2 separate regions of the Homo sapiens genome follow, and region 1 is linked to region 2. A link is an interaction called in ENCODE POLR2A ChIA-PET data of the cell type or tissue named here. Cell type or tissue: GM12878. All regions are shown on one strand. Links, peaks and the distances in the headings refer to the core of each region. The heading gives the core; the rest is flanking DNA.

Region 1 (16,102 bases), core at 5,793-10,792, 370 kb after region 2:
TCTTTTATCCATCTTGAATTAATTTTTGTATAAGGTGTAAGGAAGGGATCCAGTTTCAGCTTTCTACATGTGGCTAGCCAGTTTTCCCAGCACCATTTATTAAATAGGGAATCCTTTCCCCATTGCTTGTTTTTCTCAGGTTTGTCAAAGATCAGATAGTTGTAGATATGCAGCATTATTTCTGAGGGTTCTGTTCTGTTCCATTGGTCTATATCTCTGTTTTGGTACCAGTACCATGCTGTTTTGGTTACTGTAGCCTTGTAGTATAGTTTGAAGTCAGGTAGCATGATGCCTCCAGCTTTGTTCTTTTGGCTTAGGATTGACTTGGCGATGCGGGCTCTTTTTTGGTTCCATATGAACTTTAAAGTAGTTTTTTCCAATTCTGTAGAGAAAGTCATTGGTAGCTTGATGGGGATGGTTTTGAATCTATAAATTACCTTGGGCAGTTTGGCCATTTTCATGATATTGATTCTTCCTACCCATGAGCATGGAATGTTCTTCCATTTGTTTGTATCCTCTTTTATTTCACTGAGCAGTGGTTTGTAGTTCTCCTTGAAGAAGTCCTTCACATCCCTTGTAAGTTGGATTCCTAGGTATTTTATTCTCTTTGAAGCAATTGTGAATGGGAGTTCACTCATGATTTGGCTCTCTGTTTGTCTGTTATTGGTGTATAAGAATGCTTGTGATTTTTGCACATTGATTTTGTATCCTGAGACTTTGCTGAAGTTGCTTATCAGCTTAAGGAGATTTTGGCCTGAGACAAGGGGGTTTTCTAGATATACAATCATGTCATCTGCAAACAGGGACAATTTGACTTCCTTTTTTCCTAATTGAATACCCTTTATTTCCTTCTCCTGCCTGATTGCCCTGGCCAGAACTTCCAACACTACGTTGAATAGGAGTGGTGAGAGAGGGCATCCCTGTCTTGTGCCAGTTTTCAAAGGGAATGCTTCCAGTTTTTGTCCATTCAGTATGATATTGGCTATGGGTTTGTCATAGATAGCTCTTATTATTTTGAGATACGTCCCATCAATACCTAATTTATTGAGAGTTTTTAGCATGAAGGGATGTTGAATTTTGTCAAAGGCCTTTTCTGCATGTATTGAGATAATCATGTGGTTTTTGTCTTTGGTTTTGTTTATATGCTGGATTACGTTTATTGATTTTCATATGTTGTACCAGCCTTGCATCCAGGGACGAAGCCCACTTGATCATGGTGGATAAGCTTTTTGATGTGCTGCTGGATTTGGTTTGCCAGTATTTTATTGAGGATTTTTGCATCAATGTTCATCAAGGATATTGGTCTAAAATTCTCTTTTTTTGTTGTGTCTCTGCCAGGCTTTGGTGTCAGGATGATGCTGGCCTTATAAAATGAGTTAGGGAGGATTCCCTCTTTTTCTGTTGATTGGAATAGTTTCAGAAGGAATGGTACCAGCTCCTCCTTGTACCTCTGGTAGAATTCGGCTGTGAATCCATCTGGTCCTGGTCTTTTTTTGGTTGGTAAGCTATTCATTATTGCCTCAATTTCAGAGCCTGTTATTGGTCTATTCAGAGATTCAACTTCTTCATGGTTTAGTCTTGGGACAGTGTATGTGTTGAGGAATTTATCCATTTCTTCTAGATTTTCTAGTTTATTTGCATAGAGGTGTTTATAGTATTCTCTGATGGTAGTTTGTATTTCTGTGGGATTTGTGGTGATATCCCCTTTGTCATTTTTTATTGCATCTATTTGATTCATCTCTCTTTTCTTCTTTATTAGTCTTGCTAGTGGTCTATCAATTTTGTTGATCTTTTCAAAAAACCAGCTCCTGGATTCATTGATTTTTTGAAGGGTTTTTTGTGTCTCTATCTCCTTCAGTTCTGCTCTGATCTTAGTTATTTCTTGCCTTCTGCTAGCTTTTGATTGTGTTTGCTCTTGCTTCTCTAGTTCTTTTAATTGTGATGTTAGGATGTCAATTTAGATCTTCTCTTGTGGCCATTTAGTGCTATAAATTTCCCTCTACACACTGCTTTGAATGTGTCCCCGAGGTTCTGGTATGTCGTGTCTTTGTTCTTGTTGGTTTCAAAGAACATCTTTATTTCTGCCTTCATTTTGTTATGTACCCAGTAGTCATTCAGGAGCAGGTTGTTCACTTTCCATGTAGTTGAGTGGTTTTGAGTGAGTTTCTGATTCCCGAGTTCTAGTTTGATTGCACTGTGGTCTGAGAGACAGTTTGTTATAATTTCTGTTGTTTTACATTTGCTGAGGAGTGCTTTACTTCCAACTATGTGGTCAATTTTGGAATAGGTGTGATGTGGTGCTGAAAAGAATGTATATTCTGTTGATTTGGGGTGGAGAATTCTGTAGATGTCTATTAGGTCTGCTTGGTGCAGAGCTGAGTTCAATTCCTGGATATCCTTGATAACTTTCTGTCTCGTTGATCTGTCTAATGTTGACAGTGGGGTGTTAAAGTCTCGCATTAGTATTGTGTGGGAGTCTAAGTCTCTTTGTAGGTCACTAAGGACTTGCTTTATGAATCTGGATGCTCCTGTATTGGGTGCATATATATTTAGGATAGTTAGCTCTTCTTTTTGAATTGATCCCTTTACCATTATGTAGTGGCCTTCTTTGTCTCTTTTGATCTTTGTTGGTTTAAAGTCTGTTTTATCCGAGACTAGGATTGCAACCCCTGCCTTTTTTTTGTTTTCCATTTTCTTGGTAGATCTTCCTCCATCCCTTTATTTTGAGCCTATGTGTGTCTCTGCACGTGAGATGGGTTTCCTGAATACAGCACACTGATGGGTCTTTATCTAATTTGCCAGTCTGTGTCTTTTAATTGGAGCATTTAGCCCATTTACATTTAAGGCTAATATTGTTATGTGTGAATTTGATCCTGTCATTATGATGTTAGCTGGTTATTTTGCTCATTAGTTCATGCAGTTAATTCCTAGCCTTGATGGTCTTTACAATTTGGAATGTTTTTGCAGTGGCTGGTACCGGTTGTTACTTTCCATGTTTAGTGCTTCCTTCAGGAGTTCTCGTAAGGCAGGCCTGGTGGTGACAAAATCTCTCAGCATTTGTTTGTCTGTAAAGTATTTTATTTCTCCTTCACTTATGAAGTTTAGTTTGTCTGGATATGAAATTCTGGGTTGAAAATTCTTTTCTTTAAGAATGTTGAATATTGGCCCCCACTCTCTTCTGGCTTGTAGGGTTTCTGCAGAGAGATATGCTGTTAGTCTGATGGGCTTCCCTTTGTGGGTAACCTGCCCTTTCTCTCTGGCTGCCCTTAACATTTTTTCCTTCATTTCAACTTTGGTGAATCTGACAATTATGTGTCTTGGAGTTGCTCTTCTCGAGGAGTATCTTTGTGGCGTTCTCTGTATTTCCTGAATTTGAATGTTGGCCTGCCTTGCTAGGTTGGGAAAGTTCTCCTGGATAATATCCTGCAGAGTGTTTTCCAACTTGGTTCCATTCTCCCCATCACTTTCAGGTACACCAATGAGACATAGATTTGGTCTTTTCACATAGTCCCATATTTCTTGGAGGCTTTGGTCGTTTCTTTTTATTCTTTTTTCTCTAAACTTCTCTTCTCTCTTCATTTCATTTATTTCATCTTCCATCGCTGATACCCTTTCTTCCAGTTGATCGCATTGGCTACTAAGCTTGTGCATTCGTCACGTAGTTCTTGTGCCGTGGTTTTCAGCTCCATCAGGTCCTTTAAGGACTTCTCTGCATTGGTTATTCTAGTTAGCCATTCATCTAATTTTTTTTCAAGGTTTTTAACTTCTTTGCCATTGGTTTGAACTTCCTCCTTTAGCTCAGAGTAGTTTGATCTTCTGAAGCCTTCTTCTCTCAACCCGTCAAAGTCATTCTCCATCCAGCTTTGTTCCATTGCTGGTGAGGAGTTGTGTTCCTTTGGAGGAGGAGAGGCGCTCTGATTTTCAGAGTTTCCGGTTTTTCTGCTCTGTTTTTTCCCCATCTTTGTGGTTTTATTTACCTTTGGTCTTTGATGATGGTGACGTACAGATGGGTTTTTGGTGTGGATGTCCTTTGTGTTTGTTAGTTTTCCTTCTAACAGTCAGGACCCTCAGCTGCAGGTCTGTTGGAGTTTGCTGGAGGTCCACTCCAGACCCTGTTTGCCTGGGTATCAGCAGCGGTAGCTGCAGAACAGCGGGTATTGGTGAACCACAAATGCTGCTGCCTGATTGTTCCTCTGGAAGTTTTGTCTCAGAGGAGTACCTGGCTGTGTGAGGTGTCAGTCCGACCCTACTGGGGGTTGCCTCCCAGTTAGGCTACTCGGGGGTCAGGGACCCTCTTGAGAAGGCAGTCTGCCCGTTCTCAGATCTCAAACTGTGTGCTGGGAGAACCACTGCTCTCTTCAAAGCTGTCAGACAGGGACATTTAAGTCTGCAGAGGTTACTGCTGCCTTTTGTTTGTCTGTGCCATGCCCCCAGAGGTGGAGTCTACAGAGGCAGGCAGGCCTCCTTGAGCTGTGGTGGGCTCCACCCAGTTCGAGCTTCCCAGCCGCTTTGTTTACCTACTCAAGCCTAGGCAATGGCGGGTGCCCCTCCCCAAGCCTCACTGCCACCTTGCAGTTTGATCTCAGACTGCTGTGCTAGCAATGAGCGAGGCTCCGTGGGTGTAGGACCCTTGGAGCCATGTGCGGGATATAATCTCCTGGTGTGCCATGGTGAGGCGATGCCTCACAATGCCTCACCCTGCTTCGGCTCATGCATGGTGCACTGCACCCACTGTCCTGCACCCACTGTCCAGCACTCCCCAGTGAGATGAACCTGGTACCTCAGTTGGAAATGCAGAAATCACCCGTCTTCTGTGTCGCTCACACTGGGAGCTGTAGACTGGAGCTGTTCCTATTTGGCCATCTTGGCTCCTGAATTTGATCTTGTCATTATGTTGCTAGCTGGTTATTTTGCCCACTAGTTGATGCAGTTTCTTCATAATGTCGATGGTCTTTACAATTTGGTATGTTTTTGCAGTGGCTGGTACCAGTTTTTCCTTTCCACATTTAGTGCTTCCTTCAGGAGTTCTCGTAACGCAGGCCTGGTGGTGACAAAATCTCTCAGAATTTGCTTGTCTGTAAAGGCTTTTATTTCTCCTTTGCTTGTGAAGCTTAGTTTGGCTGGATATGAAATTCTGGGTTGAAAATTCTTTTCTTTAAGAATATTGAATATTGGCCCCCACTGTCTTCTGGCTTGTAGGGTTTCTGCAGAGAGATATGCTGTTAGTCTGATGGGCTTCCCTTTGTGGGTAACCTGCCCTTTCTCTCTGGCTGCCCTTAACATTTTTTCCCTTCATTTCTACCTTGGTGAATCTGACAGTTATGTGTCTTGGGGTTGCTATTCTCGAGCAGTAACTTTGTGGTGTTCTCCATGTTTCCTGAATTTGAATGTTGGCCTGCCTTGCTAGGTTGGGGAAGTTCTCCTGGATAATATGCTGAAGAGTGTTTTCCAACTTTGTTCCATTCTCCCTGTCAGTTTCAGGTACACCAGTCAAACATAGGTTTGGTCTTTTCACATAGTCTCATATTTCTTAGAGGCTTTGTTCATTCTTTTTATTCTTTTTTTCTCTAATCTTGTCTTCATGCTTTATTTCATTAAGTTGATCTTCAATCTCTGATATCCTTTCTTCTGCTTGATCGATTCAACTGTTGATACTTGTGTATGCTTCACGAAGTTCTTGTGCTGTGTTTTTCAGCTCCATCAGGTCATTTATGTTCTTCTCTAAACTGGCTATTCTAGCTAGCAATTCCTCTAACCTTTTATCAAGGTTCTTAGCGTCCTTGCATTGGATTAGAACATGCCCCTTTAGCTCGGAGGGGTTTGTTATTACCCACCTTCTGAAGCCTACTGTCAATTCATCAAAGTCATTCTCCATCCATTTTGTTCCCTTGCTAGCGAGGGGTTGTGATCCTTTGGAGGAGAAGAGGGATTCTGGTTTTTGGAATTTTCAGCCTTTTTGTGCTGGTTTTTCCTCATCTTTGTGGATTAATCTACCTTTGGTCTTTGATGTTGGTGACCTTCAGATGGGGTTTCTGTGTGGATATCCTTTTAGTTGTATTGATGCTACCCTTTCTGTTTGTTAGTTTTCCTTCTAACAATCAGGCCTCTCTGCTGCAGGTCTGCTGGAGTTTGCTGGAGGTCCACTCCAGACCCTGTTTGCTTGGGTATCACTAGCAGAGGCTGTAGAACAGCAAAGATTGCTGCCTGTTCCTTTCTCTGGAAGCTTCATCCCAGAGGGGCACCCACTGGATGCCAGTCGAAGCTCTTCTGTATGAGGTGTCTGTCAACCCCTGCTGGGAGGTGTCTCCCAGCCAGGAGGCATGTGGGTCAGGGACCCACTTGAGGAGGCAGTCTGTCCCTTAGCAGAGCTTAAGCACTGTGCTGAGAGATCCACTGCTCTCTTCAGAGCCGGCAGGCAGAACATTTAAGTCAGCTGAAGCTGTGCCCACAGCCACCCCTTCCCCCAGGTGCTCTGTCCCAGGGATATGGGAGTTTTCTCTATAAGCCCCTGACTGGGGCTGCTGCCTTTCTTTCAGAGATGCCCTGCCCAGAGAGGAGGATCTAGAGAGGCAATCTGGCTACAGTGTCTTTGTGGCACTGTGGTGGGCTCCGCCCAGTTCAAACTTCCCAGAGGCTTTGTTTATATGGTGAGGGGAAAACCACCTACTCAAGCTTCAGTAATGGCAGAGCCCCTCCCTCCACCAAGCTGGAGTGTCCCAGATTGACTTCAGACTGCTGTTCTGGGAGCGAGAATTTCAAATTAGTGGATCTTAGCTTGCTGGGCTCCATGGGGGTGGGATCCACTGAGCTAGACCACTTGACTTCCCGGCTTCAGTCCCCTTTCCAGGGGAATGAATGGTTCTGTCTTGCTGTCATTCCAGGTGTCACTGGGATATGAAAAAAAACCAAAAAAAAAAAAAACCTCCTCCAGCTAGCTCAGTGTCTGCCCAAATGGCCACTCAGTTTTGTGCTTGAAACCCAGGGCCCTGGTGGTGTAGGCAGCCAAGGGAATCTCTTGGTCTGTGGGTTGCAAAGACTGTGGGAAAAGCATAGTATCTGGGCTGGAGTGCACTGTTCCTCATGGCACAGTCCCTCATGGCTTCCCTTGGGTAGGGGAGGGAGTTCCCCGACTCCTTGCATTTCCTGGTGAGGTGATGCCCCATCCTGCTTCTGCTCACCCTCCATGGGCTGCACCCACTGTCTAACCAATCCCAGTGAGATGAGCCAGATACCCTAGTTGGAAATGCGGAAGTCACCCACCTTCTGCATTGATCTCATTGGGAGCTGCAGACCGGAGCTGTTCCTATTCGGCCGTCTTACCAGCCACCCTTCTCATCTTTAAAGAGTTAATAATGATTAAATCAGTGAATTAATGTAAAGTACTTAGAACAATGATTAGCACATAGTAAGCAATCAGTGTGTGTTAACAATAATGTTAGTGATCCCTTTATCAGTGTTGAGGATCTATCTCAAAATTTAAACCAGTGACACATGGTGGACTATCTTAGTCCATTTATGTTACTATAAAGGAATACCTGAGGCTGGGTAATTTATAAAGAAAAGAGGTTTATGTGTTTCATGGTTCTGCAGGCTGTACAAGAAGCTGGTGCCAGAATCTGCTTCTTCTGGTGAGGGCTTCAGGCAGCTTCCACTCATGGCAGAAGGTGAAGTGGAGCTGGCATATGCAGAGATCACATGGTGAGAGTGCAAGCAAGAGATAGAGAAGGAAGTGCCAGGCTCCTTTTAACAATCAATTTTCACAGAAACTAATAAAGGAGAAACTCATTCATTCCCCCTCCCCCCATACCCAGGGTGGGGATTAATCTGTTTATGAGAGATCCGCCCCCATGGCCCAAACACCTCCCATTAGGCCCTACCTCCAACATTGGGAATAAAATTTAAACATGGGGTTTGAGGGAACAAACAAGCAAACTGTAGCAGTGAACCATCTTTAGAGGCACTAATAATAATCCAGTGTCTGAATAGAAGAGGCTGAGAGTGAACATGGTAGCTTAACTGAATGTTACCTCTACCTAGTCTCTGCCAGTGCCAGCAAGACCTCTACACACTGGCACTGCTCTGAGCCCCCACTACCTCTGGAAACACTTCTACAGGTGGTGATAACTGGGAGTGGAGGGCTAGGGAGGTTGGTTTTGTTTATGGCGAAAGAAGAAATACGAATGGAAATGGGATAACATGAAAACATCTTCCAAAATAGTTTAAGAAACTGATTTTATACATAAAAGACTTGGAATTAGGGAGCCATGTCTATAAACATGGAATTTAAGGAGTGAGAGGAGAATGAAGAATCAAAGAACAAGCAATCAAAGAGAAAGGAGACAAACCAGAGAAGGTGCCCTTATGGAAGCCATAAGAAAAACTGTAAGCAGAAGAAGAGATTTGTGATCCAGCTGAATACCTGATCCCCAACATCAGAACTTGGGATCTTCCACCTATAGTTTATCAAACATTTCTCACAAACCCTAAGAGTCTGTGACTCAGCCAACTCTTTCAGAAGGTTCTTGTGGTCTTACTCATTATTAGTAAACTCTCCTGCCCACTCACCCCACTTCAGAACTAGAAAGTTGACCATTAACCTCAGATAGCCCCAGTTCATGCAATACCCAGCACTACCCTTCTTCCTGCAACTAGTCTGTTTTCTGCTGCCTTCCCAAAGCAGAAGGAGGTCTCTAGCACAGTGGTTAGGAGCTGGGCCCTGGAGCTACACCAAAGCAGAAAGGCCAATTTAGTATATAGTCATGATGATTTCAAAATTACAGCCATGTATTTTGAACTCTTTGCATTTTGAAATGATGTCATCCTTGTTGCTTAATTGGTAGAATTTCAGTTTTCTCTCCTTTCTCAGCTCTGCTTTTCCAGTTGCATTTAATATGTGGTGAACTGATGTTTAGTTGCTGATTCATGATGGTCCCCTGACCAAGTCACTTGACCCTCTGTCCTAAGCTTTTTATCCAGGAAATTGCCAATTAATTTTTAATAAAATATCTCAGAATGATCCTGTAAAACAAACATATCCCAAGGACTTCTAAATCTATTTAAGACTCTCCTCCTTCCTCTCTGAGGCTGCCATATTTTTCCTTTCCCTAACTCGCCTTCTTGCATCTTCCTAAATGTGGCCACATCCTGGGGCTCAAGTTGTGGCTCTCGGCTCATCTCTCTTGTTATGGACTGAATGTTTGTTTCCTCCCTCTCCTCTCCTCCCTCAGAATTCATATGTTGAAGTCCTAATCTCCAATGTAATAGTATATGGGGGTGGGGTCTTTGGGCGTTAATTAGGTTTAGGTGAGGTCATGAGGGTGGATCCCCCATGATGAGATTATTCCTCTTATAAGAAGAGGAGGAGACGTCAGAGCTCTCTCTCCCTCCACATGAGCACACACAAAAAAGAGGTCATATGAGCACACAGTGAAATTGTAGGACAAGAAGGAGGCTCTTACCAAGAACAGAATCTGGTGTACTTTGATCTTGGACTTCCCAGCCTCCAAAACTGTGAAAAATGAATTTGTTATTTTATTTGTTATTTAAGCCACCCAATCTATGGTATCTTGTTATAGCAGCCTGTGCTAGGACATGTCTCATAGTATTCATTTATTTTGAGGCCTTTATCTATCTCCTCTATGCAGTTTTCTTCCAAATCTATATCTCTGCTCTTCTCACCTGAATTTTGTTCTAGATTTTTCATTGCCTCCATTCAAGTGTTGTGCTTTCAGTGCAAGCTGAACACATTCAGACGCAACATGGTTCTGTCTACAAATCACTGAGACTCTTGTCTGACTTTTCCCTTTTCCTCACCCTTAGATACATTTAATTGACAAGCCCTAAAGATTTTGTTCACTCTTTTGGGAAGTATCATATTCTGCCTCTAAAATGGTCCTTATTAGACTATAATTCCCTTTTGGTTGTCAGCTTTTGAGGATAAGGACTACTATATCTTAACTTTAAATCCCTATTTAGCAGGCATGCAATAAATATTTGCATTTACTAGTTGTGTCACAAAGAGTGTTTCATGCTTAAATACATTTGTAAAGCCCTAAGTCAAAGGTAATTGCAGTTCCTTATTCCTTATTAGACCATTAGTGGTTATCATTAATTCCTAAAAGAGGCCTCATAGTATGCAAGTCTATTCAAAATTACTTGATCTTAGGATCCATTTTTCACAGCACCAATCTGCATCTCCCTGAACAAAAAGTTCTTGAAACAAAGTTTGTGAAATGTTGTGTTAGGATAATTGATTAATTATTCACCTACAAAAATACAAAATACAAAAGTAAAATCCACACGGATTAAAATGTTACATATAAAATATAAATACAGAGATAAGGCAAGATGGCAGATAGGAGGCAGGACTAGCTTGCGCTCCCGCTTGGACAGAGCAGTGTGTGAAGACTCACATTGTGAACTTTTGCTCCAAGAACCACCACAGGAACATACCAGAAAAGCCGAGAGAATCCAAAGACCCTTTGAAGGAACTGGGTCACTGCTGCAGGTTCCCTGAAATGCTGAAAAGCTGTTTGCTTGCTTTCTTAGTGGAGAGACTTCATGGTCTGGGGAAAGTTCTCAGCCCTGGTCACCAGCTCTCTGGAAATAGACTCGGTGCTGTTGATGGGGAGCACGGTAGTAGTGAGAGCAGACTTTCGGACTGTGGGCTGTGTGTGAGTGGGGTGAGGCCTGTGACTGCTGGCTTTCCTCCACTTCCCTGGCGACTTGTATGACTCAGCAGAGGCGCCATATTCTCCCGGGAATATAACTCTTATTGGACTGGGCACCACACCCCCATCCCCGACAGCAGCCGCAGCAAGCCCTGCCCGAGGAAGGGCTGAGCTAAGACACACCTATCTCTGTGACTACCTGGTGATCTTTCTCTGCCCACCCTGGTAGCTGAAGACAAAGGACATAATCTCTTGGGAGCTCTATTGCCCTACCCACTGCCCAAGAAATCTGAATACTTAACCAGGTGTCCCTAGGGCAAATTTGCATCCTCCCTGTAGGCCCATAGCTGATGTGCTCTTGAAAGCGCCACCTCCTGGCTGAAGGCCAACCAACACAAAACCAGTGCACTAAACAAAAACACAACCAAGGACCCTCACAGAGTCCACTTCACCCCGCTGCTACCTCCACCAGAGCAAGTGCTGGTATCCACAGCTGCAAGACCTAAAGACAGATCACATCACAGGACTCTTTGCAGACATTCCCCAGTACCAGCTCATAGCTCTGCTGGGTGGCTAGACCCAGAACATCAAAAACGATCACTACAGTTTGGTTTATACCATTCCTAGGAGAAGGGGGAGAACACTACATCATGGGAGCACCCTATGGGACAAAAGAATCTGAATAGCAGCTCTTGAATCCCATATCTTCCCTCTAACATAGTCTACCCAAATGAGAAGGAACCAGAAAAACAATTCTGGTAGTATGACAAAACAAGGTTCTTTAATACCCCCAAAAGATCATACCAGCTCACCAGCAATGGATCCAAAGCAAGATGAAATATCTGAATTGCCAGAAAAAGAATTCAGAAGATTGATATCAAGCTAATCAAGGAGGCACCAGAGAAAGGTGAAGCCCAACTTAAAGAAATTTTAAAAAAAGATTATATAGTTCATGAAAGGAAAATTATTCAGTGAAATAGATAGCATAAATAAAAAACAATCACAACTTCTGGAAATCAAGGAGACACTTAGATAAGTGCAAAATACACTGGAAAGTCTCAGGAGTAGCATTGAGCAAGAAGAAAGAACTTCAGAGGTCAAAGACAAGGCTTTTGAGTTAATCCAATCCATTAAAGACAAAGAAAAAAGAATAATAAAAAAAGCCTCCAAGAAGTTTGGGACTATGTTAAACATCCAAACCTAAGAATAATTGGTATTCCTGAGGAAGAAGAGAAATTTAAAAGTTTGGAAAACATTTTTGAGGGAATAATCGAGGATAACTTCCTTGGCCTTGCTAAAGACCTAGACATCCAAATACAAGAAACTCAAAGAACACCTGGGAAATTCATCACAAAAAGATCATCACCTAGGCACATAGTCATCAGGTTATCTAAAGTCAAGACGAAGGAAAGAATCTTGAGAGCCGTGAGGCAAAAGCATCAGGTAACGTATAAAAGAAAACCTATCAGATTAACAGCAGATTTCTCAGCAGAAACCTTACAAGCTAGAAGGGATCGGAGTCCTATTCTTTAGCCTCCCTAAACAAAACAATTATTAGCCAAGAATTTTGTATCCAGCAAAACTAAGCTTCATAAATGAAGGAAAGATACAGTCTTTTCCAGGCAAACAAATGCTGAAAGAATTTGCCACTACCAAGTCAGCACTACAAGAACTGCTAAAGGGAGCTCTAGATCTTGAAACAAATCCTTGAAATACACCAAAGTAGAACCTCCTTAAAGCATAAATCTCACAGGACCTATATAACAATAACAAAATGAAAGAAAAAAAAACAAGGTATTCAGGCAACAAATAGCATGATGAATAGAACAGTACCTCATATCTCAATACCAACATTGAATGTAAATGCCCTAAATGCCCCACTTAAACGATACAGAATTGCAAAATGGATAAGAATTCACCAACAAGTTTCTGCTGTCTTCAGGAAACTCACCTAACACATAAGGACTCACATAAACTTAAGATAAAGGGGTGGAAAAAGACATTCCATGTAAATGGACACCAAAAGGAAGCAGGAGTAGCTATTCTTATGTCAGACAAAACAAACTTTAAAGCAACAGCAGTTTAAAAAAGACAGAGAGACATTATATAATGATAAAAAGACTAGTCCAAAAGGAAACTATCACAATTCTAAATATATATGCACTTAACACTAGAGCTCTGAAATTTGTAAAACAATTACTACTAGACCTAAGAAATGAGATAGATGGCAACACAATAAAAGTAGGGGACTTTATTACTCCACTGACAGCACTAGACAGGTCACCAAAACAGAAAATCACCAAAGAAACAATTAACTTAAACTATACCCTAGAACAAATTGACCTAACAGATATTTACAGAACATTCTACCCAACAACTGCAGAACATTCTTCTCATCAGCATGTGGAACATTCTCGGAGATAGACCATATCACGGGTCACAAAACAAGTCAGTAAATTTAAGAAAATCAAAATTATATCAAACACTGTCTCAGATCACAATGGAATAAAATTGGAAATCAATTCCAAAAAGAACCATCAAAACTATACAAAGATATTGAAATTAAATAACCTGCTCCTGAGTGATCGTTGGGTCAACAAAGAAATCAAGATGGAAATTTAAAAATTCTTTGAACTGAACGATAATATTGATACAACCTATGAAAACCTCTGGGACACAGCAAGAGCAGTGCTAAGAGGAAGGTTCACAGCATTAAATGCCTACATCGAAAAGTCTGAAAGAGCACAAATAGACAATCTAAAGTCACACCTTATAGAACTGAAGAAACAAGAACAATCCAAACCCATACCCAGCAGAAGAAAAGAAATTACGAAGATCAGAGCAGAACTAAATGAAATAGAAACAAACAAACAAACAAAAACCAAAAGATAAATGAAACAAAAAGCTGGCTCTTTGCAAAGATAAATAAAATTGATAGACCATTCGTGAGATTAACCAAGAAAAGAAGTGAGAAGATCCAACTAAACTCAATTAGAAATGAAATGGGAGATATTACAACTGATACTACAGAAATACAAAAGATTATTCAAGACCACTATGAACACCTTTACATGCATAAACTACAAAATGTAGAGGACACAGATAAATTCCTGGAAATATACAACCCTCCTGGATTCAACCAGGAAGATATAGAAACTCTGAACAGAACAATAACAAGCAGTGAGGTTGAAATGGTAATTTAAAAATTACCAACAAATAAAAGTCCAGGACCAGACAGATTCACAGCTGAATTCTGTCAGACATTCAACGAAGAATTGGTACCAATCCTATTGACAATATTTCAAAATATGGAGAAAGAGGGAATCCTCTTAAATAATTCTATGAGCCAGTATCACCCTAATACTAAAACCAGGGAAGGACATAACAAAAAAAGAAAACTACAGACCAATATCCCTGATGAACATAGATGCAAAAATCCTCAACAAAATACTAGTGAACTGAAACTAACAGCACATCAAAAAGATAATCCTCCATGATCAAGTGCATTTCATACCAGTGATGCAAGGGTGGTTTAACATATGCAAGTCAATAAATGTGATACACCACATAAACAGAATTAAAAACAAGAATCACATCATCATCTCAATAGACATAGAAAAAGCATCCCTTTATGATTAAAACCCTCAGCAAAATCAGCATAGAAGGGACATACCTCAAGGTAATAAAAGCCATCTATGACAAACACACAGCCAACATTATACTGAACAGGGAAAAGTTGAAAGCATTCCCCCAGAGAACTGGAACAAGATAAAGAGGCCCACTTTCACCACTTCTATTCAGCATAGTACTGGAAGTCCTAGTCAGAGCAATCAGACAAGAGAAAAAAAGGGGCATCCAAATCAGTAAAGGGAAAGTCAAACTGTTCCTGTTTGCTGATGATACGATCATATACCTAGAAAACCCTAAAGACTCATCCAAAAAGCTCCTAGAACTGGTAAATGAATTCAGCAAAGTGTCAGGATACAAAATGAATGTACATAAATCAGTAGCTCTGCTATACACCAGCAGTGACCAAGCTGAGAATCAAATCAGGAACTCAACCCCTTTCACAATAGCTGCCAAAAAATAAAGATACCTATGAATATACCTAATCAAGGAGGTGAATGACCTCTACAAGGAAAACTACAAAATACTGCTGAAAGAAATCATGGATGACACAAACAAATGGAAACACCATCCCATGTTCTTGGATGGGTAGAATCAATATTGTGAAAATGACCATGCTGCCAAAAGCAATCTACAAATGCAGTGCAATTCCCATCAAAATGCCACCATCATTCTTCACAGAACTAGAAAAAACAATCCTAAAATTCATATGGAACCAAAAAAAGAGCTCACATAGCTAAAGCAAGACTAAGCAAAAAGAACAGACCCGATTCATCACATTACCTGACTTCAAACTATACTATAAGGCCATAGTCACCAAAACAGCATGGTACTGGTATAAAAATAGGCACATAGACCAATGGAACAGAATAGAGAACTCAGAAATAAAACCAAATACTTACAGCCAACTGATCTTCAACAAAGCAAACAAAAACGTAAAGTGGGGAGAGGACACCCTATTCAACAAATGGTGCTGGGATAATTAGCAAGCCACATATAGAAGACTAAAACTGGATCCTCATCTGTCTCCTTATATAAAAACTGACTCAAGATGGATCAAAGACTTAAATCTAAGACCTGAAACCATAAATATTATAGAAGATAACATCGGAAAAGCCCTTCTAGACATTGGCTTAGGCAAACACTTCATGACCAAGAACGCAAAAGCAAATGCAACAAAAACAAAGATAAAGAGATGGGACTTAATTAAAAAGCTTCTACACAGCAAAGTAAATAATCAGCAGAGTAAACAGACAACCTACAGAGAGGGAGAAAATCTTCACAATCTATACATCCAACAAACAACTAATATCCAGAACCTACAAGGTACTCAAACAAATCATCAAGAAAAAAACAAACAATCCCATCAAAAAGTGGGCTAAGGACAAAAATAAACAATTCTCAAAAGAAGATATATAAATTGCCAACAAACATATGAAAAAATGCTCAACATCACTAATGATCAAGGAAATGCAAATCAAAACCACAATGTGATACCACTCCTGCAAGAATGGCCACAATAAAAAAATAAAAAAATAGTGGATGTTGGCATGAATGTGGTGAAAAGGGAACACTTTTACACTGTTGGTGGGAATGTAACTAGTACAACCACTATGGAAAACAGTATGGAGATTCCTTAAAGAACTAAAAGTAGGCCGGGCGTGGTGGCACATGCCTGTAATCCCAGCACTTTGGGAGGCCGAGGCGGGTGGATCATTTGAGGTCAGGAGTTCAAGACAAGTCTGGCCAACGGTAAAGCTGGTAAAACTCCAGCTCTACTAACAATACAAAAATTAGCCGGGCAT
Region 2 (16,102 bases), core at 6,869-11,868:
CAATATAGTAAAAGATTTCAATTCACTGATTTCAGCCCAAGACAGATCAAGTGGACAAATACATTTAACTTTATCCCCTGAAAACAGAATGCATCTTCTTTTCAAATGCCCATAAAATTCATGAAAACAACTACATATTAAACCACAAAGAAAACATCAAAAAATACAAGTACTACAAAACATTCTGTGATTACAATGTAATAAAACTAAATATGAACAAAAATAAAAAATTTAAAACCCAGTCACCTATACAATAAAAAAAATCTCAACACATATTAGATAAAAAATGAAACCAAAACTGAAATCACAGAATATCAAGCTATAACATAAAAATAATGCAGATGAGAATCTGCAGCATGCGACTAACACAATGCAAAGAGGATAATTAATAGCCTTGAATTTTTGAAAGAATAAAAAGAAACCAAGTTTTCAACTCAGGAAATTCACAACAGCAGCAGCAAACAACACTAAAGCAAAGTACCAAGGAAGCAGAAATTAGAATACAGAAAAACAACATGGACTAACCAGATGAAGAAAAAAAATAATAGAACCAAAAGATATTAAAGTACAAGATATTATTTTCCTTAATTCTATGTAGAACTCTTATGAAATCAATGATTACACAGAAGATCATAAATACATCCAAAGTGACCTGAGGGGTATCAGAAAATCAAACCAGGCCAGGAGCAGTGGCTCACATCTGTAACCCCAGCACTCTGGGGGCCGAGGCGGGCGGATCACCAGAGGTTAGGAGTTTGAGACCAGCCTGGCCAATGTGGTGAAACCTCGTCTCTACTGAAAATACAAAATTAGCCAGTTGTGGTGGCAGGCACCTGTAAATCCCAGCTATTCTGGAGGCTGAGGCAGCAGAATCACTTGAACCCAGGTGGCAGAGGTTGCAGTGAGTTGAGATTGCACCACTGCAGTCCAGCCTGGGCAACAGAGCAGAAGACTCTGCCTCAAAAAAAAAAAAAAAAAAAAAAAAAAGAAAGAAAGAAAGAAAGAAAGAAAAGAAAAAATCAAACCGATACACCAAATGAAGAATGTTGTCTGAGAACTGGTCTATTGTCAAAATATATGAATGAATGAAATAATGAATAACTGAATTAGATAAAACATTATGGTCAGATATTTCACAGGTGCCATATACTAATGCATTAAGAGACAAGTAACTCCAATCTAATTTAAATTGATCCATGGCACAAAGAGAAATGGAAAGCTTCCACTAAAAAATGAGAACACTGTGACAGAGATAGTAAAACCAGAAAAGGATAGTACAGAAAAAAAAAAGAAAGACAAACCAATTTACTATTTAACTGATTCCAAAATCCTGAACAAAAAGATTAGCAAATACAATCCAGCAATACATTAACAGAACAGTCTATCATAACCAAGTGGGATCCATTGCTGGACCAAAAGGATGATTCAATATTAGGAAATCCAATCTAATGTGATCCAGTAACTCAAGTCACCATATTAACGGTTCAAAAACTAGAACTAGCCATTCCATAAGCACCTTAAAAAAGAAAACTTCAAACTTCTAAAGGACATATCAGAATTTGGTATAAAATAAAAATGATATTTCAAATCGGTAGGCTATAAATAGATTTCCATAATATAAAAAGAGCTCTTACAAACCGGTGAGAGGAACACCAACAAATGATCACAAAAATCTGATAAAACATTTTTGGGCCAGGAGTGGTGGCTCACGCCTGTAATTCCAGCACTTTGAGAGGCCAAGGTGGGTGGATCACCTGAGGTCAGGAGTTCAAGACCATCCTGGGCAACATGGCAAAACCCTATCTCTATTTTTTTTTTTCTTTTGTGACGAAGTCTTGCTCTTGTTCCGCAGGCTGGAGTGCAATGATGCCATCTCGGCTCACTGCAACCTCCGCCTCCCGAGTTCAAGCAATTCTCCTGCCTCAGCCTCCCAAGTAGCTGGGATTACAGGCACCTGCCACCACGCCTGGCTAATTTTTGTAATTTTAGTAGAGACAGGGTTTCACGATGTTGGCCAGGCTGGTCTCAAACTCCTGATCTCAGGTGATCCACCCACCTCAGCCTCCCAAAGTGTTGGGATTACAGGCGTGAGCCACCACACCCGGCCATCCCATCTCTATTAAAAATACAAAAATTACCTGGGCGTGGTGGCACGTGCCTGTAATCCCAGCTACTTGGGAGGCTGAGGCAGGAGAATTGTTTGAACCTGGGAGGTGGAGGTTGCAGTGAACCGAGATGGCGCCATTGCACTCCAGCCTGGGTGACAGAGCAAGACTCCATCTCAAAAAAAAAAAAAAAAAAAACTTTTGGCTACTGGTGTTAATTAGGGTAGGAGGAAATAGGCACTCGGAGGAATAGGCACTTTTTGTTTCCTGGTGATATAAGTTTATTATTACTTCATCTTTTTTGGAGGCAATCTGGAAACATCTATCAAATTTCAAAGGCACTGGAATCCACCAATTCCACTTCAGTTACCTTACAGGTATATTCACACAGATGTACCTATCAGGATATTTCCAATATTCTTTTTTTTTTTTTTTTGACACGGAGTTTTGTTCTTGTTGCCCAGGCTGGAGTGCAATGGCATGATCTCAGCTCACCACAACCTCCGCCTCCCAGGTTCAAGCGATTCTCCTGCCTCAGCCTCCTGAGTAGCTGGGATTACAGGCATGCATCACCACATCCAGCTAATTTTGTAGTTTTAGTAGAGATGGGGTTTCCCCATGTTGGCCAGGCTGGTCTCGAACTCCTGACCTCAGGTGTTCCACTCACCTCGGCCTCCCTAAGTGCTGGGATTACAGGTGTGAGCCACTGAGCCAGGCCAATCTTCTTAAACATATGTATATACTATTCTTTCAAATACAAAAATTAATTTTAAAAAAGAATGTTTTTACACATTTGAAAACAAGTAAGAGCATTATTGGATTGTTTGTAACACAAAGGATAAATGATTGAGGGGATGGATACTCTATTTTTCCATGATGTGATTATTACACATTGCATGCCTGTATCGAAATACCTAACCTACTATGTATCCACAAAAAAAAGAAAAGCTTAAAAAATAGTTTAAAAAAAATGAAAAAAAACAATGTTTTCTACAACATGGTAAAAGGCAAAGAAACTTACAAAGTTAGAAGACAAACATTTTACATGAACAGGCTGAACACAGATGACACTGTTTCTCTTTTGAATGTAGTAAAAATTAAAAGTAAATTAAATATTAAAATAAAATTTAAACCTTGGTAACTATAACAATATATTTTGTAATAAATATTCTTGATGTTGAAACATGAGCTTTATTCCTACATAATTGGATGTAATTAGCCAGAGCACATTCTGCAGCCTATGATTTTGCCTCTTGGAATAAACTGAGCAACGTGGTCTAATTAGGTTAATTCATAGACTTATCATCTTTGTCAGTGCATCTGCCAGGCATCAACAAAATATGAAACAACATGGAAAAGATAAACATAGAATAGAAAAAGCTGTTATAGTTAGTATACTTAGAATCAAAACTGTCTTATGCTCTGTGTGATCAAAATGAACAACAAAAAAAAATCAGACATTTCTAACAGCAATTATTTTACTTTAGATTTGATAATGTGTCTTTAACCCTTTTTTCTTGGTAATGCCAGCCTTTAAGAAAAAAAAGTTTTTTTAATTTTTTAGGGATGGGGTCTCACTCTGTGGGCCAGGCTGGAGTGCAAAGGCACACTGTTCACTGTAGCCTCAAACTCCTGGGCTCAAGCAATCCTCCCATCTCAGCCTCCTGAGTAGCTGGGACCACAGCCATGCACCACCATGACTGGCTAATTTTTTTTTAATTTTTTATTTTTTAGAGATTGGGTCTCACTTTGTTGCTCAGGCTGATCTCATACTTCTGGCCTCAAGCAATCCAAATGCCTTGTTCTCCCAAAGTGCTGTGATTATAGGTATAAGCCACCACACCCAGCCAAGAAAATACTTCTAAATAGAGATATAAACTTGAATAAAGCATCAAAGTAGTCAGATTATGGCAATTTTAAGTATTCACAAAGTAAATTGTACACCTAAATTACATGTATAAAAGATTTTATATCTTACTTCTGATTGCCTTAAAGAGGAAGAAAAGTTACCTGAAGTTGATGGACAAATCCAGCATTAGGATTAATACAAAATCTTCTTTCTTGAACATAAGCAAAAGCATCTCTGAAAACAGAAAAAGAGTGTTAATGTGATAGCATTATTTAATGAATTAATCATAATCATACAACTTAGCAATAGAGAGGGGTAATGAGTTGTAATGGAAAAAGCATGATGAGATTAAATATCACAATTCCTTTTCTCACCAGCTATATGCTTACGGCAGCTTGCTCAACTTCTCTAAGCTCTATTTTGTCCATTGGTAAAATGAAGAGTCTAATAACACCTACCTTGGGGAACTACTATGAATAGGAGGTAAGTGTAAAGTGGCCAGGTGCAGTGGCTCTTGCCTGTAACCCCAATCCTTTGAGAGGCCAACACAGGAGGACTGCTTGAAGCCAGGACTTTGAGACCAGCCTGGGCAATGTAGTAAGACCCCATCTCTACAAAAAACTTAAAAATTAGCCAGGCACAGTGATGTGGTATAGTCCCAGCTTCTTGAGAGGCTGAGGTGGGAGGATTACTTGAGTCCTCAAGTCTGAGACTACAGTGAGCTATGATTGTGCCACTACACTCCAGCCTGAGAAACAAAGGAAGACCCTGTCTCTAAAATAAATATATAAAATGTAAGCATTTTGTGCATATAGTACAAGTTCAAGCTCAAAATACTATCACTGGTTAAAGAGGTTTATTTACTTTTGTTATGAGGCTTAAAGTGCCTATAATAGTACTGAGCTCATAGCAGAGACCCAATAAATACAAGTTATTTCCAACATTAATGGTCTGACAAAATTCGAAATAATAAAAACAATATATAAAACATAAAGTCCATCAATACATGTTTAATCTTTTTTCAATTAAATATTTGTATTCTGGCTGGGTGCAGTGGCTCACCCCTGTAATACCAGCACCTTGGGAGGCCGAGGCAGGTGGATCACAAGGTCAAGAAATCGAGACCATCCTGGCCAACATGGTGAAACCCCATCTCTAATAAAAATACAAAAATTAGCCAGGCGTGGTGGTGTGCACCTGTAGTCTCAGCTACTAGGGAGGCTGAGGCAGGAGAATTGCTTGAATCTGGGAGGCGGGGGTTGCAGTGAGCTGAGATCGCACCACTGCACTCCAGCCTGCCAATAGAGCAAGACGCCGTCTCAAAAATAAATAAATAAATATTTGTATTCAAATAATATTCCTTTAAGAATAGATATTTTTAAGCAAAGTTATCCATTCTAATTTAGATATAAAAGGGGACTGAAATAGAAAGATGTGTCAATGATTACTATAAGATTTCTAATTTGTAGAACAAGAAAAGCTGAGAAAGGAAATACTGTACACTGGCCAGGCTTTTGCTTTGTCTTGGGGCAAGAAGCTCATTACCACCCCCTATCTTTTAAAAAATCTATACAGAATGCTTGGAAAAGATGATTTTTGATAAGAAAGACTACTCTGAATTGTAAATAGATGCTGCAAACAATTCCTAGGTAATTTTTCATCCAACTATTGTTAAAGGAGAACATGATAAATTAGCCCTTTAAATAAGGCAAGCACTAACATTTGTGGTCACGAGTTTTTATACTCATACCAACCAATTCCCTTGTGGTAGGTAAGTAGTTTTCCATAGGATTTCCATATTAGCCTATGCATATCTATACAAGTAGATAAATTAGGTTAAGACTAATCATGGAATAAGGGCCTGCCTAATCAAACATGACTACATGAAAAATAATCAGGGGAATAAGAACTTCAAACTTCCAAACTATTCCCATTAAGTTTCATTTTAATGAGAATTTAAACTGTGGCTAGGTTTTAGGGTATTTTCTTACCTGTACTTCATTCCAAATGTTTCCATAATGTATGCAATAACAAAGGCTGCACTGAAGAGGGGAAAATAATTTTAAAAACAACCAGAAAATACAGCCCATTAATTAAATGTTATAGAAAGAAAGATTATTTCTAACTTCATACCTTCTGGAGATCCCTGCATTTCCATGCACAAGAACTTTTCCTGAAAAACATGAATTCATTATTCTAATAGAAAAACACCTGAGTCAGTAGCTGAACTACATTGAAACCACAGTAAAGTAACTCCTTATATACTATAATCACTTGGATATCTTCAAATCTTTACAATTTGTTATTATCAACTGTGTAGAGAATATAGCAGACTCTTATTAAAGAAACTGAAAGCTCACAGAGAATTTGAAAACAGTCTACAGGGATACTCCAGAAAGCCTATCCAAATGAAACAAGTAATTGGGAAAATACAAATTTGGGAGTAAGCTACTACATATAATTGTAACTTCCATATCCTGCATTTAAGACAAATACCAACTAAAAAATTAACAAATAATCAAAATATAAACATTAGTTAAGGAAAGGAAATGTTATTTACCTCCCATTTGTAAGCTCCCATCAATAAATTCCTTAGTCTGGAGGCAAAAGACATGTGGATTAATGTAAGCATAAAATAAATGCATATAATGAAACAAAATGAAACCTATTGAAAACAATTTCCTAATTTATATGTATAAAAATTATTTTGATTCACCAATTTCCAAAATGCTATAAATAGAACTATTACAAGTCCAAAAAAATTAAAGAAGCCAAAATTTAATTTAAGTCCAATACATTCACAATATGATTCCTCAAATTTCTGGAGATCATAAAAAATTTTCTACAAATAATTCTTTTAAAAACACAATCACATAATTTTCAGTCATAGCAAAGTAAAAGTAGCAAGCTTTACAAGCACAATTAAAGGGGCTGGGCACGGTGGCTCACGCCTGTAATGCCAGCACTTTGGGAGGCTGAGGCAGGCAGATCACCTGAGGTCGAGAATTTGAGACCAGCCTGATCAACATGGAGAAACCCCGTCTCTACTAAAAATACAAAATTAGCTGGGCATGGCGGCTCATGCCTGTAATCCCAGCCACTTGGGAGGCTGAGGCAGAAAAATCACTTGAACCCGGGAAGCAGAGGTTGTGGTGAGCCAAGATTGCGCCATTGCACTCCAGCCTGGGCAACAAGAGTAAAACTCTTGTCTCAAAAAAAAAAAAAAAAAAAAAAAAAAAAGCACAACTAAGAAGTCAAATCATAAATAAATTTTAAATGATATTTAAAAAATACTGGTACCTACCATAGGGAAAAAACGTATTATATTTTCAACTGGATTATCTGCAATATCCAGGACTAAATATCTGAAAATAGAGTATTTTGTGATAAGCACACTTTAAGTAAAACACTTAAGGTACTTTAAAAAAATAACTCATTATTTCTTGTTAACCATGGCAAGAATGCAAAACAACTTTCAAAGTATCATATTCCCAAGAACTGTGTGGTAGATTTTACATTGCTTGAAGGCATTAAAACCTGAAACACCATGTTAACATCTCTGATATTTAAGTATTTAAAAAATCCATCAGGCTGGGCACAATGGCTCATGCCTATAATCCCAGCAAAAAGAAACTCTTTTGGGAGGCCAAGGTGGGAGGATCACTTGAGCCCAGGGATTCGAGACCAGCCTGAGCAACAGAGGGAGACTCCATCTCTACAGAATATTAAAAAATTAGCTGGGTGTCGTGGTGTGCACTTATAGTCCCAGCTACTAAGGGGGCTGAGGTAGAACTGTGTGAGCCTGGAAGTCAAGGATATAGTAAGCTGTGATTGGGCCACTGCACTCCAGCCTGGGTAACAGAGCAAGATTCTTATCTCAAAAATAAATACATATTTTATTTGCATATAATGAACCATCTGGTTAAAATAGAAAAATCACAAGCAGGAAGATACATTCCTCTAGATTAGAGTGGACCTAGAAATAAAGACAAAAGTACCTGTAATCGTTATGTTATTCTTTTATTTCTACCAATTTCTCTAAGACCAGAAGATTGTTCTCTAAGTGGTCCTGTGACTCCTGCTCATGAACCTACAGAGGACATTTCAGAGGAAGTCCAAAGTCTAAGAGAACGAACAAATAAAAACGGAAGGTATGGTCTATGGAACCAGGAGTCAAACATTCACTGTTTGAACTCATCTTTAGTAAAGGGGAAAAAAAAAAAAAAAAAAAACTAGCTGAGAGAGCACCTGTACTGAATTTTACACTTTACAAAATACTTAAAAGGCATTTTAAATATGTTAGCTTATTTTTGTAAAAAACTTCCATTTCTAAGCGTTTCTAAGACCACTGTTTATTAACACAACTATAGGCAATTAGCTAAGTTATTAAATTAGTTTTAAGAACAATTTTGCACTAAAAAATACAGTTTTTCAATGATCATTTAGGTGGTAACAACTTCAAAGAATTCAGGACTTTAATACAGAGAAGCTGAGGCTGAGCATGGTGGCTCATGCTTGTAATCCCAGCACTTGGGGAAGCCGAGGCAGGTGGATTGCCTGAGGTCAGGAGTTCAAGACCATCCTGGCCAACATGGTGAAACCCCATCTCTACTAAAAATATAAAAATTAGCCAGGCATGGTGGTGCACACCTGTAATCCCAGCTACTCAGGAGGCTGAGGCAGGAGAATCACTTAAACCCGGGAGGCAGAGGTTGCAGTGGGCCAAAATTGTGCCACTGCACTCCAGCCTGGGTGAAACAGCAAGACTCTGTTTCAAAAACAAAAAAAAAAAAACAAAAAAACAAACAAAAAAAAACACAGAAGCTGAACCTCAGGATCTGAGGAAAATCCAATATTTAACCTACAAGGATTTCGACAATGACTGTATCCTGAAGTGACTGGGTATTCCAGTTACATAAAATAATGCTTCAGGGGAAAAATGTTAACTCAGAATGAAATTAAATATTTTAACGCATAACATTTTCAGTGTCAAGCACTGCTAGTAGAACTATCAATCTCTAAGAAGCTAGTATTGTAAAAGTTTAAGGAGAAATGGTTCTTCCATTAGGATAAAGAACCTGCACAAACAACATTATAATTTAAAACAAAAAGTCTGTACACATTAGAAATGAATAGTATGATTTTTTGGCTTTTTTGTTTTTTCTTAAGATTAGTTTCACCTTATATAGTTTGATATTTTAAAATACAACATTCTCATTTTCTTTAATAATTCTATGCATATATACGTAAATACACATACACAACAGAGAACGATTTAAAAGGAAATATTCCAAATGTTAACAAAAGTGTTTTCTCTGAATTGTGGAACTGTAGATGATTTAAATATTTTTCTTGGTGTCATTCTATACCTTCCGAAGTACTTATAAAGAATAAGTGTTTCATGGCCAGGTGTGGTGGCTCATGCCTGTAACCCCAGCACTTTGGGAGGCTGAGGTGGGTAGATCGCTTAAGCTCAGGAGTTCAAGAACAGCCTGGGCAACACAGCAAAACCCCATCTCTAGAAAAAAAAAAAAAAAATTAGCCCGATCCGGTGGTGCACCTGTAGTCCCAGCTACTTGGAAGGCTGAGGCAGGAAGATTGCTTGAGCCTGGGAGGTCAAGGCTACAATGAACAGAAATCATGCCAATGCAATCCAGGCTGGGCAGCAGAGAAAGATCCTATCTTTGAAAAAAAAAAAAGTATTTCTTTCATAATTATAAAAAATTCAGGCCGGGCGCAGTGGCTCACGCCTGTAATCCCAGCACTGTGGGAGGCCAAGGCAGGCGGATCACGAGGTCAGGAGTTTGAGACCAGCCTGACCAACATGGTGAAACCCCGTCTCTACTAAAAATACAAAAATTAGCCAGGCGTGGTGGCACATGCCTGTAATCTCTGCTACTCAGGAGGCTGAGGCAGAAGAATTGCCTGAACTTGGGAGGCAGAGGTTGCAGTGAGCCCTGCATTCTAGCCTGGATGACAGAGCGAGACTCTGTCTCAAAAAAAAAAAAAAAAAAAAAAAAAAATCAGTGTTTTGGGATATTCCTTTTTAATAACTAGTTTTAATAAACTAAATATGGTGTAAAAAAAAAACACTACAAAAGTAAAGAGTCAGCCCTCCATATCCAAGAATTTCATACCTGTGGATTCAACCGACAACAATAAAAAACATTAACAAAAAATAAGGTAAAATACAACACTAAAAATAATAAAAATAAAATCCAATACTATTCACACAGCACTTACACTGTACTAAGTATTAGAAGTAATCTAGAGATGATTTAATGTATATGAGAGAATGTGCACAGGTTATATGCAAATATTACACCAGTTTATATAAGGGACTTGAGCATCTGAGGATTTTGTTATTCATGGGGGTTCCTGGAGGCAATCCCCCATGGATATCAAGGGTACCATGAAAAATATGTCCCTCGGCTGAGCGTAGTGGCTTACGCCTGTAAATCCCAGTGCTTTGGGAGGCCGAGGTGGGCAGATCACGAGGTCAGGAGTTCGAGACCAGCCTGGCCAACATGGTGAAACCCCGTCTGTACTAAAAATACAAAAATTAGGCCAGGTGCGGTGGCTCACACCTGTAATCCCAGTGCTTTGGGAGGCTGAGGCAGGTGGATCAAGAGGTCAGGAGTTCAAGATCAGCCTGGCCAAGATGCTGAAACCCCGTCTCTACTAAAAATACAAAAAAAATTATCTGGGAGTGGTGGTGGGCACCTGTAATCTCAGCTACTTAGAAGGCTGACGCAGAGAATTGCTTAAACCTGGGAGGCGGAGGATGCAGTGAGCCGAGATCATGCCACTGCACTCCAGCCTGGGCAACAGAGCGAAACTCTGTCCAAAAAAAAAAAAAAAAAAAAAATTAGCTGGGTGTGGTGGCACATGCCTGTAATCCCAGCTACTCAGGAGGCTGAGGCAGGAGAATCGCTTGAACCCAGGAGGCAGAGGTTGCAGTGAGCCAAGATCACACCACTGCACTCCAGCCTGGGTGACAGAGTGAGACTCCATCTCAAAAAAAAAAAAAAAACAACAACAACAAAAAAAAACAAAATTAAAAACGAAAGAAAAATACGTCCCTCTACCATCACAGGCCCTGAATTTTCCTTCTTAGAAGCAATCACTATGAAGTTTCTAGCCTCTTGGTCCAGAAATTTTCTATGCATATATTAAGAATAAATATATGGAATGTAGTATATATATATTTACTCAACACATTGCAAATATATACATTGTTCCACACCCTGCTTTATTCATGTAATGCATTATCTTGGAGATCATCCCAAATCCAAACACATACATATATTTCATTCTTTTTCATGGTTACATAGTATTCTATTATATGTTCACACAATGTATTTTAGAGTATGTATCTTGTATTTACAGATATTTATAGATTGGTTTCATTGTAAAAATAAAGCAGAGCATTAAATTTTTTTTTTTATTTTTGAGACAGAGTCTTGCTCTGTCGCCAGGCTGGAGTGCAGTGGGGCAATCTTGGCTCACTGAAACCTCTGCCTCCCAGGTTCAAGTGATTCTCCTGCCTCAGCCTCCTGAGTAGCTGGGACTACAGGCATGTGCCACCACGCCCAGATAATTTTTGTATTTTTAGTAGAGACGGGGTCTCACTGTGTTGGCCAGGACAGTCTCAATCTCGACCTCGTGATCCACCCTCCTCAGCCTCCCAAAGTACTGGGATTATAGGTGTAAGCCACAGCGCTGTTTTTTTTTTGTTTTGTTTTGTTTTGTTTTTGAGACGGTGTCTTGCTCTGTTGCCCAGGCTGGAGTGCAGTGGTGTGATCTCGGCTCACTGTAACCTCTGCCTTCTGGGTTCAAGCAATTCTCCTGCCTCAGTCTCCTGAGCTGCTGGGATTACAGGCATGTGCCACCACGCTCAGGTAATTTTTGTTTTAGTAGAGATGGGGTTTTGCCATGTTGGCCAGGCTGGTCTCGAACTCCTGACCTCAGGTGATCTGCCCACCTCGGCCTCCCAAAATGCTGGGATTACAGGCGTGAGCCACCGTGCTGGCCTAAAATATTTTTAACATATATACTTTTACATAGATATTGAAGGAAGAAGCTGCCTCCCAGGATAGGAGCAAGGTGGCTTGGGTTAAGAGAAAAAGTAGAGTTACTTTCATTATATATGTTTACATATCCTTTCACTTTTGTACCATGCGTAATATACTCTATTTTAAAAATGAAGTTAAAATAAAGAACATTAAAAACCATTACATGCTCAACTGAACTTACAAGATAAATAAGAACATCAAATGAGATACCATTTTTACTCCATTAGACTTTGAGAAATTAAAAATGTTTCACAATTCCGTCTTGGAGAGATACTAAGGGAAGAGTCACTCTCACATACTTGATAATGGGAATGTACACTGATACAACGCACTGGAAAACAATCTGCAACATCTATCAAAATTTAAAATGTTCATACTCTTATATCCAGCAATTCTGCAAATAAGCCCTATCAATATGCTCACATATAAATTGAGTAATATGTACAATGATAGTCACTATATGCTATACATATTAGTACAAGGCCAGAAACAATCTAAATATCTAACAGACTAATTGAATAAATTTTAGTATAGCCATACAATGGATTACAATGCAACTTAAAAAGAATAAGCAGTTTGATATACATACCGATATAAACCAATCTCCAAAAAATATAAAGTAAAAAAGAAAGCCAATGTAAAAAAAAATTTATCTATAAGACTATGCTCATAAATTTAACCTAACACTCAAAAACTACCCAATAAAGAGGTAACAGTAGATGCTGTTTCCCTAAACCTATCCCCTAGATACTCAATTCCTTTATCCCTCAAGAGATAAAATAATGTACACTAAAACCTATTTTTCAGTATACATTATTTTTAAATTCTTTTTTATTTTTACTTTCCCAGAAACTTCTTGACAATATACACTCTTTTGAACCTTTAGAATTCTGCATTATGGGCATAATTTATTTAAGTATTTTAAGTAAAATTTATTTTAAAAAACTATGTACTATATGACCCATTTTTACAAACTAGATATGTACAGAAACAACTGATGGTACAAAACCTGAAATGAAACTTCATTAAGTGTTTTACAAATCATAGCAATAATTCTTACCTAAATAACTGCTGAAAGTTTGGTTTAATAAAGTTTGCTTCAATATTTTGTCGTATGCATATTATATGGGTTATTCCATGTTTCTGTAGTACAGGTAGCTGTATAAAAAAAAAAGCAGGGGGAGGACAGGGAAGATAAATATTTTAAAATATCAAACATCATCTTACTATATAACACAGATGTTTGAAAATACACAGAACCCACATCTCTGCTTAAGTCCAGGGAATTAAAGCTAATTTTATAATATACCTGAAGTGGGCAGCAAGATATTTCAATGATTCAAGATTAATACATTAATGTCCTCAAAAGGTTAACAGGGATATTTCATACCTACAATTTTAGAGCTTGATGGAACCTTTATGTAAGATGTTTGGCATAGCACCTGGGACACACAGCAAGTGTTTAATAAATGGTAGTTAATATATATTGACTGCAATCTTTATTGTTTAGAGAGAACCACTAAGACATAAAACAGTTACATTACCAAATACTTGGACATCACCGACCTAGTTAACAGCAGTACTGGAACCCAAATCTCTAGACAACTCCTTGCCTCTCCCAGTATACTTTAAGAGTCAGAATTAATTTACATACTTCACAGAATCTAATTAACCTTTTACCATTTAAAAATTTTCCTGAAGTTAAAAATGGCAACTTCAATGACATCTTATTATATTCAATACAGGTTGAGTATCCCTTATCTAAAATGCTGGTCCCAAGGTAGGACCAGAAGTGTTTCAGATTTCAGATTTTGAAATATTTGCATATACATACTCAGATGTCTTGGGGATGGTATCCAAGTTTAAACACAAAATTCATTTATGTTTCACACACACCATATATACTCTGAACGTAATTTCATACAGTCATTTGGTGCATGAAACAAAATTTTGACAGTGACCCATTACATGGGGTCAGGTGTGGAATTCACTTGTGCTGTCATGCTGACACTCAAAAAGTTTCACTTTGGAGCATTTCAGATTTTTCAGATTAGGGATACTCAACCTGTAGTGCTTTTGGCTCCATACTTAAAGCAATTTAACATGACAATTCTAGAAATTACCAGATAATAAGTTTTCATTTGCTAGTGATAAGTTTAAGTGAGTTTATAGATGTTATTTTATTACCTAGAGCATTAAGTTCCATGACAGAAAAGATTTTTATTTGTTCACTGATACATAGTATGTGTAAAATGTATAATACAATTCACTTAAGTATCAAGTATGTATAACTAGTTAAGTTGTTCAATAATTACCTGTTCAATAAATGAACTAACAAGTCACGATGGCATGAGAATCAGATAACCTTGAATTTCTTGACACATTGTTTTAAATCCTATATATTTAATTCCCATTTTCTGCATTTTAAATAGTACAAAACAGTAGCACTAATAATTCATGAGCAAAGTAAAAAAAAATAATTTATATGTGTTATGAACTAAATGTTTGCATCACCTCAAATTCTTATGTTGAAATCCTTACCCCCAAGATGTGATGGTGGAGTCTCTGGAAGATAATCAGTTTTAGATTGAGGTCATGAGGGTAGAAACCTCCATGACAGGATTGTACCCTTGTAAGAAGAGGCAAGAACTCGTTCTCTTGGCCGTGTGAGGATACAGCAAGAAGGGAGGGATCTGCGAGCCAGCAAGAGGGTCCTCACCAGAGCCGGACCATGACTGTGGACTTGCCAGCCTCCAGAACTCAAATAATCGTCTGTTGTTTAAGCCACCCTGTCTATGGTATTTTGTTTGAGCAGCCTGGGCTAAGACAATATAATTTGCAAGTTTTAAGTGTTAATTTCTGCAGCAAGTTTTATGTCAGCATAGATTAGAATTCAATTATCTTTGTATTTCTTGAGTATAACTTGAGTTAGGGAAAGTGAGATAAGCATTTGGTAAGATTAATAATTAACCAATGTTCTATATTGAGATTTGTGCCAATTTCCACAACAAATTCAACATTAAGTCCTTCGTTTACACTTGATGCCTATGGAGTTTTCCTATCTACTTTATGAATGTGAGAAAGCACAAGACGATGCACATAATTATGTATAAATATGCTTAAACAAGTTTTGAAGGCCCAATAGACTACTACTAAATAAAAATAAACTATCAAAATAGAGCCCTAACGTAACAGCGAATAGATTTTGTACTTTTCAGAGGCAGATCTGCAATTACTTTTGCACCAACCTAATATGAAGCAAATTATGACCTTACCTCACATTTAAAAACAGTAGAAAAACTTTACAAAAACAAACCGTTTACTAATTACAAAGGCCCTAAATTTGTCCCTTTTATTTAAACTGTATTTGAATTTAATAAAAAGATATACTTAAGTAAATGTGGCCAGCATAGCCAGACTCCATCTCTACAAAAACTTTGAGAATTAAGCCAGGCATGGTGGTGTGTGCCCGTAGTCCTGGCTACTTGGGAGACTAAGGTGGGAAGACAGCTTGAGCCCAGGAGTTTGAGGTTACAGTGAGCTATGAGAGCGCGCCACTGTACTCCAGCCTGGGTAACAGAGCAAGACCCCACTCCTCTCCCACAAAATAATAACAGTAAATGAGTGTTTAAAAAGGAGTTTATCCATTTAGGTTTATCTCCATTATTATTTTTTGTTGTTGTTTTTAGATAATGGTATGAAAAGAAATATGGGCTATATTATGGTTACCTAGGGTGGGAAATAAACTGCCACAGAGGCTTTTCCTGTCTAATAAGACCATGGTGACATTTCAAGAAAAGAAGTTTTGAAGAACTAGACCTTTTTTTGTGCGTGTTTTTGTTTCATTTTGAGACAAAGTCTCACTCCGTCAACCAGGCTGGAGTACAGTGGTGCCATGTTGGCTCACTGCAACTTCTACCTCCCAGATTCAAGCAATTCTCGCGCCTCAGCCTCGCGAGTAGCTGGGATTACAGGTGTGTACCACCATAACCAGCTAATTTTTGTATTTTTAGTAGAGACGGGGTTTTGCCATGTTGGCCAGGCTGGTCTCGAACTCCTGGCCTCATGTAATC

The links. ChIA-PET counts read pairs that join two places held together with the same protein. Peaks named below come from ENCODE experiments on the same cell type or tissue, not always from the same donor. Only the 100,000 strongest peaks of a DNase experiment are listed, where the experiment ranks them.
Region 1: POLR2A ChIA-PET joins it to region 2 with 5 read pairs; 2 of 35 experiments call an interaction of 5 or more read pairs at or near these places.

The regions. Positions count from the first base shown.
Region 1 is chr14:52,373,062-52,389,163 of GRCh38, reverse strand. No RefSeq gene overlaps it. Among named protein-coding and RNA genes, the nearest start is that of PTGER2, 67 kb to the right of the region's middle. In GM12878, for the core only: no CTCF peak of the experiment used is centred there; a DNase peak (open chromatin) is centred at 8,603.
Region 2 is chr14:52,747,768-52,763,869 of GRCh38, reverse strand. It overlaps STYX (serine/threonine/tyrosine interacting protein), which reads right to left. Exons shown (of 11, transcript NM_145251.4): 4 at 13,090-13,187; 5 at 7,259-7,319; 6 at 6,515-6,551; 7 at 6,088-6,127; 8 at 5,946-5,996; 9 at 4,116-4,188. Among named protein-coding and RNA genes, the nearest start is that of STYX, 26 kb to the right of the region's middle. RefSeq lists a silencer at 11,791-11,942. In GM12878, for the core only: no CTCF peak of the experiment used is centred there; no DNase peak of the experiment used is centred there.